Linked DNA regions of Mus musculus: region 2 is linked to region 1. A link is a loop called in an ENCODE intact Hi-C map of the cell type or tissue named here. Cell type or tissue: left cerebral cortex. All regions are shown on one strand.

Region 1 (8,000 bases):
ACTCAGTTTCCTTTGACCCCGCCTTCTCGGCCACAAGCATTTCTTTCTCCGTGAGAGGCGAGAAGCAGGGGCCCTTCCCCTTTGAGACACCAAATACCACACGTGACATATTCCTGCCAGAACAAAGTAGGTGGTGAGGAACTGCCACTGTCGGAGACACTCCTGACTTCCTAGTCCCCTCTTCTGCCTTGCTAGCAGCTGGCACCTAGTCTGAGACACTCTTTGCAGAGTCCAGCTTTCTCTTGATGCAGTTCCTTCCTTGGCACTGTGTTTCTTAGAACTGAATGGCACTCCTAGAAGGCGAGTTCTACAGACTGAAGGCTCCTGAGCACCAGGCATCCTGTTAAGAGCTTCATGGTTCCCGGGCTTCCATCAGCATTAGCACCCTGACATCCAGACTGCAGGCCACCATTAGTGGGACAGTCTGAGCTCTGGCTTTTCACTCTGAAGTCTTTGTCCTCCATACTTTATTGTGTAGCCTTCTAGAGGGGGGAAAAAACTTCTCTCAGCCTTTTGGAAGATTTCCTTCTTGGTCCTCACCCAACATTGGCTCTCTTTGAGTTGGTGCTGTGGAATAAGTGGGAATGGGCAGAAAGCCTCAGCAGGACTTGCCAGCACTTGTGTCCTGGGCCAAAATCACTTCCTAGCCTGACTTCTTGTCCTTGGCTCCACAAGTTGAGTTTCTTTGGCGTTGAACCATCACCTCAGGCCCTTTTACGTCCCTCGATAGTCTGGTGGTGACATACTTATCACTCATGGGCCACCCCTCTGTAAGAGAGTGGAGCTCTGCTGCCTGACAGCCAGTGTGTGTGGTACTTCATGTGGATGGCTCCCTCCAAGTACCGTGAGCTTACCCTGCCTGGTCTTCCAGGTGACTTAGAAAGGTCCCAAGATTCTGTGTTTTAATGTTTGTCTTCCTCTGCAAGCTCTGTGAGTTCAGAGAGTAGGTCTACTTTATTGTTTACTGATAAGCCCGGTGCCTGGAAAGGCATAGAAGACTCCCAGAAAATCTGTGCTGAGTGATGACCTCCACACACATGAACACTAAGTCTGCCTTGGAGATATTAACATTTAAGGCGGACCTTTAATAGAGGCAGGTTGACTCTTATCAAACAGAGAGAAATGTTTGGGATCATTTTCCAGTATCATCATGCTATCACTTTCTTGAACATCGTTTCGAGGAGAAGTAGTTATACTCACTAAACTGTCTTATGCTTGGTGCTTTTCGTCATGTGATGACTGTGCATGAGACTCCCATAGCCTGGGCTGGAGAGATGGCTCAGCGGTTAAGAGCACTGGCTGCTCTTCCAGAGGTCCTGAGTTCAATTCCCAGCAACTACATGGTGGCTCACAACCACCTGGGATCTGATGCCCTCTTCTGGTATGCAGGCATACATGCAGATAGAGCACTCATATACAATAAATAAATAAATAAATAAATAAATAAATAAATAAATAAATAAATAAAATCTTAAAACAACAAAGAGCACTCATATACAATAAATAAATAAATAAATAAATAAATAAATAAATAAATAAATAAAATCTTAAAACAACAAAACAATCTTCCATAGCCTTTGGACTATTGGGGATGTGGACACAGGAGGATCACTGGAACTCACTGGTCAGTTTGTATAGCAACATTTGTGAGTTCCAATTTCAGAGAGAGACTCTACCTCAAAAACTTAGGTGGAAAGAAATTGAGACTACCAGACTTTTACCCCTGCCCCTCCCGCATATGTGTATGCCCATATGAAACATGTACAAATACTACACATAGCATCTTTATATGAAATCCTGAAAATGTATTGGAGACATCAGGTGACAGATAGCACCACTACTTTGGGCCTGAATGTCTTGAGGAAGCCGGCCAAGCGTGTGCATGTGTGTGTCAGCCACACAGCTGGAGTGGCGGGCACTCGTTTTCTAACCTCTCTGTGTCTCTGGCCATCAGCACATCTGAGCATTGATGGGAACATTTTGACCTCATCTGAAACTTCTGTATTGTAGGTCCCCGGCTTGAAATGGATTTCCTTAACGAGGACTCAAATGTCTTGGTCTTTTCACTTCTCGTAGAAGTGTTCATAGCCGCCATAAGCTTAAAGCCATGCATCCTGGTACTAGACGGGATCGAAGAGCTGATCGGTATCTATGGGATTTCAGGTCAGAAGGTAACAACTCTTAAAAACTACACTTAATTTTATAAAGGAGAAGACCCCATTACTTAGGGTGTATATAATACACTTATCTTGTGTTGTGTTTCTAGGTTTGTCTGTCATTGATTTTAATTATGGCTTTATGTTTTAGTAGTCAGATACTGACATGCCATTTACTATGGGCCTGGCATCGTGCTAGGAGCTTTAAATGTATCAGCATGTTCTTTTTGGCTCAGGACCAAAGGTCTAGCGTGTACACAGCCACTCAGAAAGAGACTACTCAGCATCCCTGGTTGGAGAGAGGGCAGAGAGATGTTAGGTTATCTAAGTGTTGTCTAATTAAATGGCAGAATCGGAATCCAGACCTAGAGGGCCAGTGAGATGGCTCAGTGGTAAGGGTGCTTACTGCCATGGCTAACAACCCCAAGTTCAATACCTGGGGTCCACATCATAGTAAAGAACCAATTCCCAAAAGTTATCCCATGGCACCTGCCTGCACATACACACGTGCACACAAAATAAATAAATGGAAATGTAATAAAATTTTTAAACAATCAAGAAAGTATCATATTAGGTATATATCATGACAGTTTTGCTGCAAAAGTAACAATTCTTTGTTATGTAACACAAGGTCTTCTTATTTTATTAAGAGGTCCAAATTGCCTTTATTAGATTTTTTTTTCGATTATTGCTGTAGATTATTCCTCAGAAGAGAGTCCAGATTTGCACTATTAGATTCATCACAGATGAATCAGTCAAATGTGGTTCCATTCTGTGTGAATTTGTATTTTTTTTTTTTTTACTACCAAATGGTTCCCTGTCCAAGTTACCCTCACTGTACTCACATGCAATCGCTCTGAACATAATGTTAAGGTTTTTGAAGTTTTGCAATGTCTCCAATAGGCGAAAGATTTCTCCTGGCTGCCGCGCTCCCTGCCTCCTCACTGTAAATTCATTCTGAGCAGCGTCTCCTCCAGTCTGTCCTGCAAGTCGCTGTGTGCCCGCCCTGACGTGAAGATCGTGGAACTCAACAGCATCGGGGACGAAGACACCAAGTTCAACATCTTCAGACAGCACCTCTCCCCTGCCGACCAAGAACGCTTCGGGCAGAGCAAGCCCATTTTGAGGAAGAAACCAAACCTGAGCCCTCTGAAGCTCGCAATCATCGCCAGCGAGCTGCAGGAGTGCAAAATCTACCGCAATGAGTTCCAGTGTCTCCGGGAGTACTTGGAGGTTGCCTCTGTGCAGGAGCTCTGGGAGTTGATTCTGAAGCGCTGGGTTGAAGATTATAGTTGGACTTTGAAGCCTAAAGACACAACTCTAGACACCGTGATTCCAGGTGTGTGATAGCTGATCCTAAAAGTGCCTCCTTTATGGCTCCAAGACTTGTTTGTCCCAGTTTCTCGGTTGTTCTGTTTCTGCTGCCCCCTGCTGGTGCAGTCCCTCATCCTCACCAAGGACAATCTTGTTTTGTTTCCACAGGGTCTCTCTATGTAGTTCTGGCTAGAACTTGCTTATGTAGACCAGGCTGGACTCAAACTCACACAGCTCCATCTGCTTCTGCCTCCCGAGTTCTGGGACTAAAAGGGTGTGCTATATACCTTGGCTCTCCTGGCACCTTGATGCCTGATTTCCTCTTCAACTTTCTCCTAGACCTTTCTCAGTTTAGTAACAGCTCTTTCCTTCCTAGTTGGGGTAAAACAAACAAACAAACAAACAAACAAACAAACAAACAACATCGTTAGCTCATCTTGTGAGTCTATTGTTTGTGGTGAACAATTTTTCTTTTTTTTTTTTTTTTTTTTTTTTTTTTTTTTTTTTTTTTTGGCCTTGGTTCTGCTTTATTGTCCTTAGAGCACCCTTTGGATACAGTTTTAAAAAATAAACCACATACATAGTAGGAACTGAGTCCAGGCTGATGCCCCGTATCTCCAGAAAAATCCCAACCCAAGAATGTTTATACAAAATGTCAGAGGGGAAAACCATGAGGCAGCATGGTGCTGAGCTGAGGGGTGGCCAGTTGGCAGAGGAGCGGGCGGTCAGTGACGGAGCAGCCAGGTCACGCCTCCTTCTCATAAGTCCGAGTGCTCACCACACTGCCATGAGTGAGAGTCAGGATGAGTTTCCTGTCAACTAGCTCCCTAGTTAGTGTTGTCTCCTGCCCATTCCACTTCTGCACATGGATGAGTTTGCCTCCGTCCAGCGTCACCAGTGACTTGACCTTCCGGTCATCTGCTGTCACCTCGTCGAACTCTATTCCCAGCTGAAAGTTGATCTCTGTGTTCTTGAAGGTACTTTGTGTCTTTATGGTGATAGTATCCCCGTTCTTCTCGATGATGGTAGTAGGCTTGGTCATGCTAGCCACCTGCCTGGTGGCAAAGCCCACACCGAGTGACTTCATGTAGTCATCAAAATTCTTGCAGTCCACTAGCTTCCAGGTACCGACAAAGGCGTCCGCCATGGTGCGATGAGTGAGGAGGCGGGCAGGCACTGAGAACCGCAGCTCCCGGCTGGACAGCCTCTTTAAATAGCCCTCGCATCACATGATGAAAGTGGCCCACACCCCTCGCTCCCGAAATGTGAACAATTTTTCTACGGTGTGTTTACAACAGTCAAGAAGCAGGCTGTTGAAAGCTTTTATTCTCTCCAGCCACTGTCTGTGCAGTAGGCCTCTGATATCTGATTTGAAGCTTGCTTTCCTCGTTTTGTCTTTTCTGCATCTCAGTCTCCTTTCAGAACACGGAAACCTAGATTGGAATGCAGTTGGAGAGGTGGAAGAATACAGGGCACATTGATTACTGTGGTACTACATTGTCCCTCACAGTTTTCTGCTCTACCGTTTGCATTTCTATCAGGAAAGTGGATTTTAAGGTGGAAGTGAGGTCCCCTAGAAGAGTTGCAAAGGCCATTGATCCATTCTATCTAACTACACCCCCAGGACTGCACAGGAAAGCCCTCGGCTCCTTCCTGCAATGGCGGCTGCTTCTCCAGCACTGGCCCGCAGTCCTGATGGGTCTAGGGAGCTCCAAAGCCATGGGGCTAGGAAGAGCTGGGTAGAGCTCAGTCCCGTTTAGGGGGAGCTTCATCACCTTGGCTTCAGATGTGCCTTTAATTGAAGGCTGTAGGTAGTGTGGACCACTTCAGTTCACGAGCGGCAGGGGACCATGATGCCTGTCTTCGCTGTGGTCAGAAGGATCTCTCTAGCTGGCAGATCTTAAAGCCAGTGATAGGACAGAAGCTTAAGGGCCCTTGGATGGTGTTTGAGTGAGTGGCCCTTCTCCAAGAGAAGCTCCTGACCTAGCAAACTGCACTGGGCAGATTGCTTCGCGTGGAGACCAGGAAGCCTGCCCATTTGTCCCCGGTGTTAGATATGACTGTCAATGGTGGGTGACACCTTGGGTTCTGAAGGCAAACTGAATTCAGATCCCCTCTCAGCACTTTCTTCTGAGTGACTTTGGGTAAGTTATTCAACCTGCCTGCACCCCTTCCTTTGGAAGACTGGGGCCATTACAGTACTTACCTGGATGGAGGAGGGAGGGTGTTTCCTGGTGTAGTGGACCCCCTACTTCCACTGACGCGCTCTCTTTCGTTCTGTCCTCCCACCCCACCCCCTCTGCGGCTGCCTAGGGCCAAGTGGCTGGGTAGTGGATGTGCTGTGCTTGCTCTGCATCTCTCACTGCGGGCTGGCTGAGGATGAACTGCTCCAGCTTTTGGACACGATGGGCTACAGGGACCACCACAAAGTGACGGCGGTGCACTGGGCAGCCTTCCGCCAAGCCACCAAAACCTGGATCCAGGAGAAGCCCAATGGTCTCCTCTACTTCCAGCACCAGTCCCTAAGGAGTGCCGTGGAGCACAAGCTGCTGGGTAAGGAGCTGACTCTGTGAAAACGCTTTAGGGGTCAAGGGAGGAGGAGAGCCACATTCACGAGAATTCTCTAGCAGAGATGAGCAAACATGCAGGACAGCTGTTGCCCAAGTTAAAGGAGACCTGACTTCAGTGGCTGAGCACCCCAGGGGTTATTCCTTTATGGAGTGGACTTGAGTTTTCCTTCCAGAAAGTTACCATGGCGGCAGCAGCTGCTGCTGCTGCTTCTGCTCTTCCTCCTCCTCCTCTTTTTTTTTTTTTCCCACAAGATCTGGAACTTGCTCTATAAACCAGGCTGGCCTCAAACTCAGAGATCTGCCTGCCTCTGCCTCCCAAGGGCTGGAATCAGAGGGCGTGATCAACTGTTGCTGCCACTACCACCACCACCTAGCTCACCATAGCATCTTCTAAAAAAAACGATCTCGTTTTAATTACAAGCAATTAGTTTGGGATCTCACAGAACTGGTAAGATCATATGCAGAGTGTTTAACTCTTTTCAGAACTCCATTTCTCACTTTCAAAATAAGACTAATGATGATATTTACCCTGAGAGTAATGGGCGCTCCTGCAAATGCAGAATCTCCTGGGTTATCCCGATGATCGCCATGGCAGCCATTTGAATGACAGTTCTCTAATACCTGGTTGGGACCGTATGATTGAATGGCCATGCAACATTCAAGATGATTTTCCTCTGGCAGTTCCTGACCTGGACTAGCGTTTCAGGCCCCCAGTCCACAGACAGGCATAATGAACCCTTGTTTTCTTAAGCCACTGAGATTTGCAGCTGCCAGTAGAATGTATTCTAACCTCCCATGAGTCAGAGTAGTGCACCAACGTTGAAGGCTACGTCTGTCGAGGCCAAGTCTGTGCTGCACTTTGTTTGCACAGATGATGCTGGGGCCAGACCTCTCTCTGCATCTCAAACGTAGCTGGAGGAGAGCAGTTACCCAGTCTGTCTGGGTTTAAGTAGCTTCACTTGTCATATGAGGATTCATCGTCCTGTCTTCCTCATGAAGTTACTCTGTAAAATGACAAAATGGAATGTACAACATCCTGCAGCCCCTTCCTCTTCCATGAGTGCTGGCTGGGCATTGACTTCAGGGCCGTGTGTGCTCAGTACACACATGCTCTATCAGTGAGATACCCGCCAGCCCCAGATGTTGGTGATTTTAGCCTTTGTGTTTAACGCTTCCAAGTTTGGGACTCAGCATGTTATTTACCCCATTTGTTTTTCTTTCACGTCTTACCTCACTTTCTCAGTGTAACACCCACAAAAATGGCTTCGCCATACAGCGAGGGAGGGGAGTTGTCTTTTTTTCCCCCATGGGTCTCATATGCATTGCTTTGCCACCAGAGCATATGGGCACACCTTTGCCTAAGTAGAACAAACTCTCTCCAGATGTGCGGGTGATTTGGAAATGATTTCAGCGCAAATGCAGAAGGCTAAGCAGTGGGTTTTTTATTACAGTTTTTATGATAACCTGGGCTTGGTGTGCCATCTAGTGTGCACTCCATTCATCTTGCAAGAGTGCCAAGGGGAAAAAAAAAGTAAAAAGTTTTGATTTTCAAGGATAGATATCAGTCAGCAGCTATGGGCTTTTAAGAGACTTGTTTCTGAGTAGCACAGTCTGTCAGAACCACCCCACTTTGGGAGTGAACATGCAATAATTTAGCTTTAGCTCCACTTTCCCATTTGCTTGCTGAGTAACCACTGGGCCCTTAGGAGGTCAGGAAGAAGAATCAGGTGTCCAACACGCTCACCCTCACATGGGAGCGAGTGCTTGTTTAGGCAACAGCCATGGTGTGTACTCAAAATGGAGAAGTGGGGCTGGAGAGATGTCTTAGTGGTTAAGAGCCATGGCTGCTGTTCCAAAAGGACCTGGCTTTGACTCCCAGTAGCCACGGGCAGTTCACAGCTGTTGTGACTTCAGTTCCAGGAGACCTGATGGCCCTTTCTGACCTCCACGGACTCTGCAC
Region 2 (8,000 bases), 260 kb before region 1:
CTCTTTGGCAATTTGAAAATATAAAATATGTTGTTGTTTAATATTTAACATCTGCGGTCCTTAGAATGGACAACTGAAGCTATTCTTCTCAGCTGCAACTTTGATCAAGGTCACTAGATTTCTTTCCACACCTTCTCTCTACTTCTAGTAGCCATAATCCGATGTTATACTTCCATGCTTTCAACTCTTAGATGCCCCAACCGAGATCATGCAGGTGGTATCCTTCTGTACCCTGCTTACTTGCCTTAACATAGCACTCTCCAGGTTGATCCCTATCGAGAGCAACAGGCTTTCCCTCTTTTTAATTGCCTAATAGTATTTCGTTATCACCAGCAACACACCATCTGACAATGAATCCTTAACACCTGGTTACTGTGAGTCATGCTGAAATGATCATGGGAGAGCCACTATCCCTAACTCATTGCTATGATGATTCCCAGTTCTTTGGATATGTGCACATAAGTGGGGCCAATGGACCAAATGGTAATTCTATTTCCCATTTTCTGAGGAATCCCATACTGTTCTCCATAACAACTATATTAATTTATATTCCCATTTATAGAATACAAAAATCTCCTTTCTCCATACCCTTGATGGCCCTCTATCATTATAATTTTAAACTATATCTATATATGTGCATGTCATAATGTGTTTGTGGAGGTCAGAGGACAATTTGCAGAAATCAGTTCTCTCCTTCTACAATGTCAGTTCCAGGTATCAAACTTAGTGGCAGGTACCTTCACCCACTGGGCCATGTTGTGGGCCTTGGCACGGTCTTTCATATCGCTTATAACAATCATTCTAGCCCATGTGAGGTGTTCACTGTGCCCATTTGCATCTTCCTGGTGATGAGTATTACCTTCATATATCTTTGCTGTGTCTTTATATGCCTTTATATGCTTTATATATCTTTAGAATAGGTTTTTGTTTTCTGTTGAATTGAGTTCTCTTATATTTTGGATGATAGCCTTTTATCAGACAGATATTTAAAAATTATTCTTCCAATCCATATACTGTCTCTCACACTACTGCTTCTTTCAATCTGGTGTAATCTTATTTGTCCATTCTGACTTATACATTGCTTGAATTTGGGAGACATATCTCAGATATCATTGCCAATGCAAAATTGATTTCCCTCTCTTTATGTTTTTCTAATTGTTTACACTTTCAGTATTACACTCATTTATCCGTCTTGAGTTGGATTTTATATAGGGTACAAGACAAGGTTCCAACTCCTTTTTCTGTCTGAAGTTAGCCATCTCCATGGTGATTTTTCTGTGGAAACTGTGTCTTCTCTGTTGTATGTTCTTAGAAGCCTGACTGTAAATGCTCAGCTGTATTTCCGTGCTCTCTACTCTGTTCCAGGTCAGCGTATCTGTTCCTCCATTGTTGCTATACTTCATGAACACTTGTTTATTTGCATTTTATGCATACGAATGTTTTGCCTGCATGTATTTATATGCATTGCATGTGAGCCTGGTACCTACAGAGGCCAGAAAAAGGTATCAGACCCCAGTAACTATAGTTACAGATGATTGTGAGCCATCATGTGGATGCTGGAAACTGACTGCAGGTCCTCTAGAAGTTCACTTAACCTCTGAGCCATCTCCTGAGTACTATAGGCCATGGGTCTTTAAGATGAAACATGAAGAATGTGAAGTATCTGTGCAAATGGCAGGGAGGATGTTGGCATATCTGAAGCCAAGAAAGAAGGTCCGTTCTGCTGGAGGGGGGGAAATACAGGTACACAAGAAAAACATTAGAGAATGGAGATAGATACCAGGTTTTTTTAAAGGCATATTGAAGGTAAGTTTGGCTTTAATACAACAGTGGCAGTACTCTGTTATAGAAAAGAGTCATGATCAAGTTTTTTGGCTGTTATGTGAGACACAGACTGTGGAAAATTTATATGACTGTTACCTTACCCAGGAATCCCTTCCCCAGGGATCCGGGTTTTCGTTTGTTGTTTGCTTGTTGGCTTTTGTTTTGCTTTGTTTTGTCTTTTGAATCATACACTATCCACCACAGTCCAAAGTCTTTACGTTTGAAAGTTCCAGAAAGATGCTATTAATGTGTTCTAACCTGTTCACTGTTTGTCATGACGTGCTAAAATCTCACACTGCACTGATCCATCCCATACAAGACAATGGCCATCCATTTGTCCAGCATATACACATGGTGTATGCCACCTGCCCATCAGGCACTGATATCCCATCTTGGTCACAAGAATTCTATTTTCACAATATAACAGTTCTTGCGTTCAAGTGACCAGCATTTTCTTTTTTTTTAACCCTTTAACACTTTATTTTTTTTTAATTAAGTATTTTCCTCATTTACATTTTCAATGCTATCCCAAAGGTCCCCCAAATGGGAACAAAACACCCATGGAAGGAGTTACAGAGACAAAGTTTGGAGCTGCGACAAAAGGATGGACCATCTAGAGACTGCCTTATCTAGGGATCCATCCCATAATCAGCTTCCAAATGCTGACACCATTGCATACACTAGCAAGATTTTGCTGAAAGGACCCAGATATAGCTCTCTCTTGTGAGACTATGCTGGGGCCTAGCAAACACAGAAGTGGATGATCACAGTCAGCTATTGGATGGGTCACACGGCCCCTAATGGAGGAGCTAGAGAAATTACCCAAGGAGCTAAAGGGAACTGCAACCCTATAGGTGGAACAACAATATGAACTAACCAGTACCTGGGAGCTCTTGTCTTTAGCTGCATATGTATCAAAAGATGGCCTAGTCGGCCATCACTGCAAAGAGAGGCCCATTGGACTTGCAAACTTTATATGCCCCAGTACAGGGGAACGCCAGGGCCAAAAAGGGGGAGTGGGTGGGTAGGGGATTGGGCCTCGAAGATATGGGTACAGGAGAAAAATTCCTGAATAGAACAGCAATGGCTTGTGCTGTAAGATCAAGAATCGATAAATGGGAACTCATAAAATTGCAAAGCTTCTGCAAAGCAAAAGACACCGTCAATAAGACAAAAAGGCCACCAACAGATTGGGAAAGGATCTTTACCTATCCCAAATCGGATAGGGGACTAATATCCAATATATATAAAGAACTCAAGAAGGTGGACTCCAGAAAATCAAATAACCCCATTAAAAAATGGGGCTCAGAGCTGAACAAAGAATTCTCACCTGAGGAATACCGAATGGCTGAGAAGCACCTGAAAAAATGTTCAGCATCCTTAATCATCAGGGAAATGCAAATCAAAACAACACTGAGATTCCACTTCACTCCAGTCAGAATGGCTAAGATCAAAACTCAGGTGACAGCATTTTCTTTAATGGCTGCAAAAGTGCAAAAAGCAGTGACATTGCCACATACTTGCCACTAGAGGGCAGGCGTGGACACATCAGATTGGAAAACCTTTTGGCTGGCAGTCTCACAACTAACTTCTCAGAGACTGAGGTGGGAAAGGGGACTATTGAGAGGATGAAAACAAGTCCACTTGGCAATAGAGCCTGAGGAGGGACAATCGCAGGGTCATAGGCTTTGCATCAACTTAGGAAGAGCTTTGTGGAGTGGAAAGAGTCATCCCAGAGTGGCATCAGTCCAGAGAAGAAAGCAGGTGTCTGCTTAGATGTCTCAGAAGATCTTGAGTTCATTTCCTTGCTCACGATCAGGTAGGGCTATGCACCTGGGTTCCCACTCTGGAATCTACCTATAAACCTCATAATTTGACTTCTCTGCCCCCCCCCCATAGGATTCAGATACCCACTCATTCATCTTGTCAATCCTCCTGTTTAGTCGACATGATCCAGCAAACTGACTCCAATGGCAGTTCTTTCCCAGGATAGGTCTTCTCTCAAACACATTAGTTAAAGAGCACAGAGTCTCATCTCTCTGATGTTGACACTGCCTGACAGAATCAGTTAGCCTGAAGATTGAGCTGATGGGCTCTGCTGCTTCCAGTTCACAGTGTCTGGGCAAAGACATCTCATCTCACAGTGCTTGGGTTTCTTTGTTTGCAGAATTCAGGTGATAGTCTAGTGTCTACCTCATGGTGTTCTTTTGAGAAGCAAGAGACTAATTAAGGTGTTTAAAACATTATGGCATTAACGAGCAACCAGTGTCCCATTAGTATAGATTCTTTTTTGACAGCCAGCACTAGGAGGCCCAACAGTGGCTGGGAAGGCTCTGTGGTGGGGGCTGCAGAATCTGCATTGGAACGAGCTCATCTTTAGTAACAGCTGGAAACACTCAGACTTGCGGGATGAAAGTAGACCAAGTAAACGGTATTAAAGTGCTTTTGAAAATATTTGTCTTTTAAGTTAACAGGGAGTGCAATGGACTTTCTGGGTATCTAGTTCTACGAATGTTAACACGTTCTCATAAACACTGAAACCCAGAACAGACCCACCATTCCCTACAAAATCTCTTCACAGTGCCCTTCCAAGGTTACTGGCACAGGGCTCTGCAAGCTGGCACCTGGGCCTCCCACAGGGGTAATCTAGATGAGGAATATGCAAAGCTACCTCATTTCTTAAACAAAAGGAAAAGGCTGAATCCCAGATTGAATCTTCCTGCTAGTGCGGGCTGCACACTGGCTGTTCTCTCAACAGGAAGTCTCACTACATGCCTGCCCAGCTCAATCTTTATCTCCTTTAGGTATTCATAAATGCCAACCTTTACAAGAGGGCTCCCTTCTGGTGGCCACTACCTGACACTTGGGGTTCCTCTAATACTACAGCATGTATCACCCATATTCTGCCTACAATTTATTCTACACACTGACCACTTTCTGCTTGCAGTGACAGAATCCCAAGATCAGATACCACTGTGTGTCCTGTTCCCTGCTATATCCTAAGCACTTAGAAAATTGTCTTTGTGGGAATGTGTGACCTTAGAGAACATAAGATGGCTACTGAAAGACCTTGCTAGAATAGCATGCTGGGGGACATTCCGTTAGAAGGTTGTGACGAACACTCCCTTCCTGGAATGACCCAGCAAAACCAGCTTTACAAGAAAAGCCCCAGCCATAAGGCAGGTGCAGATGATGACCAAGAAGGTTTCAGTTCCCTCTTCTGGTGACTAAGACCCCACCTCACCAGGGGGGGCGGAATGAAAAGGTCAGCTCTGGCCAACAATGGGCTTAAACCACACCCTTAAACTGTATAAAAAGTGTGTGCTTAGGAGATTTGGTGTCGCCTCTGCCCCATTGTAGGACACCCCCCCCCCCCGCCCCGGCGCATCGGATCAATAAACCTCATGCTCATTGCTGTCTCTTCGAGCTCATTGATGCTCATCGATCTCTGTTTCTGTTTTTCTGTTGAGTGGAACATCCGGGACATAAGGCTCATTGGGTCTTACATCTCCACATAGTAGGGTAGCAGTAATCCTTGACTGAGTGAATCTACATAAAATCATCAGAGACAAAGTTTAACTACCTCCACTGTTTTCTGGGAAGACTAAATGTGTTATACTAAAGAAAGCTCTCTAGGTGCCCGACTCACATCTCAGCTAACTAAACACCATACTTGGAGGAATAGCCATCTTCAGTCCTTGATTAGCATGTTTAAAAATTGCTAGAAACAGCCTGGCCTGGGCTTTACCAATACATTGATGACTGTGGGAATAGACAGTTTCTCAGGGGAGGCAGGGAACCCACAGCCTATAGTGGGTTGAATTGAAGAGACACTTGACTTTCTGGAGGAAAGGTCAAGTGTCAAGGAAATTGCTTCACTAATACCAACAGACGTCTTGGGCCTTTGGAGCACAGAACCCCTTTCCAGACATATCATCACGAAAGTGCGTCCTGTTTTTTGATGAATTCAAATCCCAGATGTCTTTCTCCTGGGAGTGGTGTCAGTTTCTCCACAAGTAAGAGCACAGTGGGTACCCGAACAAAGATTTTTGTAGGGAGCAGTTCTAATGCTTTGACCGGGATCTGCATGTGAGCACTGAAGGTCCCATTCCCTCGTTGGTTTCTGATTGATCAATAAAGATGTCTGTGGCCTAAGAGGTGGGTGAAATAGGTGGGACTTCCAGTTTTCCAGCAGGCAGGTTAACAGACTGGAGGGAGGAGGAAAGACTCACTGTGCTTCGGAGGGAGAAAGGTCGCTTCCCAGACTGGCCTGGGGTAGCAGGCAGGAGATTAAAAAGATAATTAAGATGAGGGCAGCTTTAGGGGGCTGAACAAGAAGAAGGTAACCTGGCAACTAAGCAGAGGGTAGGTAGAATTACAGGTGTTGCACTGGGAGTGAAAAGAAGGGCACAATAGTGGAGGGAGGCTTCAAGGAGCCCAGCCATTGCGCTAAAGCATATTAAAAGTAAGTTAATGCGTATGTGTGTTTTGTCCTCAGATCCAAGGGAACGAGCGTGGGGCCAGAGCTTAAAGCAGGGTAGTAGGAACGACACAGTACAGATTTTGGCTTTGAAAGTATAATCTGTGGGTTTCTCCACCAGCTTCCTCCTCTTGCAGAAGAACAGCCAAGGGTGTTGGGAAACTGTGAGAAGATCAGTCAAATGAAATCCTTTTATTTGCTTCTCATCACCATCCCTAGCCCCCACCTCTGACAGAAATGCGTTCAAATACAGAAGTGGCCCAAACAATCAAACTAAGCTCATGGACATAAGCATTTGCATTCAATAAGTGGCGGTATTTACTAAATCCTCTGAAGATTACATGGCTAATACATGGCTAATTACATGGCTTATTTACACAAAGAATTTGCAAAGCCCTTGGGCAGTGACATCCAGGACTGGGTCCGTGCATGAAGTTATCCACTCATGTCAGTTTGCCTCTGACTTACCCAGATTTCATCATCCGAAGGTCATGTCTAAGATCCCCATGGTGTGGAAAACATGGAAGCTGGAGTATGTGGTGGCTGGCCATACTGCCTCCCAGTAAGAAATCAGAGAAGGATAGGTGCTGGTGCCTGGCTCACTCCCCTGTTTTATTCAACCCACCAAATGGTGCTGCCCATTCAGGGTGGGTCTACCCTCTGCTATGAAATCTCTCTGGAAAAGTCTGCATAGAATACCTCAAGGTGTGTTTCCTGACTGATTCTAAAGCTAACTGTAGTGAAGACCAAGAGGAACCATGGCTCTTTACAAAGGGTGCATTGCAGCTTACAAATCTGCTTTGGGAATATACTTCTCCAGAATATACACCTACGTGATGCCAAAGCAGTCGGCCCCACAAGAGAAAGAGGTGCTTGTCTTTCATGTGACAGGTACCTGTTAAGAGCACTGCCATCTGGAAATTGAAACTCACTGCCTCAGCTCAGCATTGAAAGGATCACTTTTGCATCACTGTAAAGAAACAAAAGAGATGGCTCGTTCACAGGTGGACAAGTCCAATAGGTAACCTTGACAAATTTACGGGCTCTAAACAAGCCTCTTCAAGAGACTTTCTAGACTGAGGTAAATGAGGGGAAAAGACCCACCTTAAAGGTAGGTGGCACTCTTCCCTGGGCTGGGCTCCTCAACAGAATAAAAAGGAAAATAAGCTGAGCACCAGCCTCCATCTCTGGCTGCTTCCTGACTGCAGTTATAATATGACCAGCCACCTTATACTCCTGCTGCCATCTTTGCCATGGTGGTTTGTCCACCCACACTGTGAGCCAATGTTAACCCTTTGTTCCTTAAATTGCTTTTTGTCAGCAACAGAAGGAGCTAGTAGGGAATGACTGTATAAGAAGATCTTGATGCTGGTGATAGCAATCATAAAAGTGATGGTGGTTAGGCTGGGAATGGGGTAGCCTATTTATTGGGCTTAAGATCCTGGTTCTGCTGAGATAGACCGAAAGATGGGACTTAACTTCTCAACAACCTTTGGTAGGAAATGCTATCACCTCGACTTTACTGATGTAAAAATCAAAGGCCAAAGACAATACACTCAGTCATCTTGCCGGGCTCTGGCTCATTAACTCAGATCACCAATCTTCTAGCTCTAGAATTCAAGTGTAGGACTCCCAGCTCTGGTGGCCACAGTTCTGACCATCTAGCAGCCCCACTTCCTGACAGCACTAGTATCTG

The links. A loop is a pair of places that touch in the nucleus more often than their neighbours do. Peaks named below come from ENCODE experiments on the same cell type or tissue, not always from the same donor. Only the 100,000 strongest peaks of a DNase experiment are listed, where the experiment ranks them.
Region 2: it touches region 1 in a loop (15-fold over the local background); 17 of 42 quality-filtered maps call a loop at or near these places.

The regions. Positions count from the first base shown.
Region 1 is chr10:86,727,772-86,735,771 of GRCm38, forward strand. It overlaps Ttc41 (tetratricopeptide repeat domain 41), which reads left to right. Exons shown (of 16, transcript NM_001003910.2): 5 at 2,011-2,171; 6 at 3,060-3,495; 7 at 5,784-6,023. It also overlaps the pseudogene Fabp3-ps1. Among named protein-coding and RNA genes, the nearest start is that of Ttc41, 26 kb to the left of the region's middle. In left cerebral cortex, CTCF peaks have their summits at 3,595 (motif pointing left) and 7,523 (motif pointing left); DNase peaks (open chromatin) are centred at 55, 563, 3,175 and 3,572; H3K4me3 peaks cover 1,270 bases; H3K27ac peaks cover 730 bases.
Region 2 is chr10:86,470,467-86,478,466 of GRCm38, forward strand. All of the region lies in intron 1 of Syn3 (synapsin III), which reads right to left. Among named protein-coding and RNA genes, the nearest start is that of Syn3, 24 kb to the right of the region's middle. In left cerebral cortex, a CTCF peak has its summit at 3,352 (motif pointing right); DNase peaks (open chromatin) are centred at 3,367 and 6,439.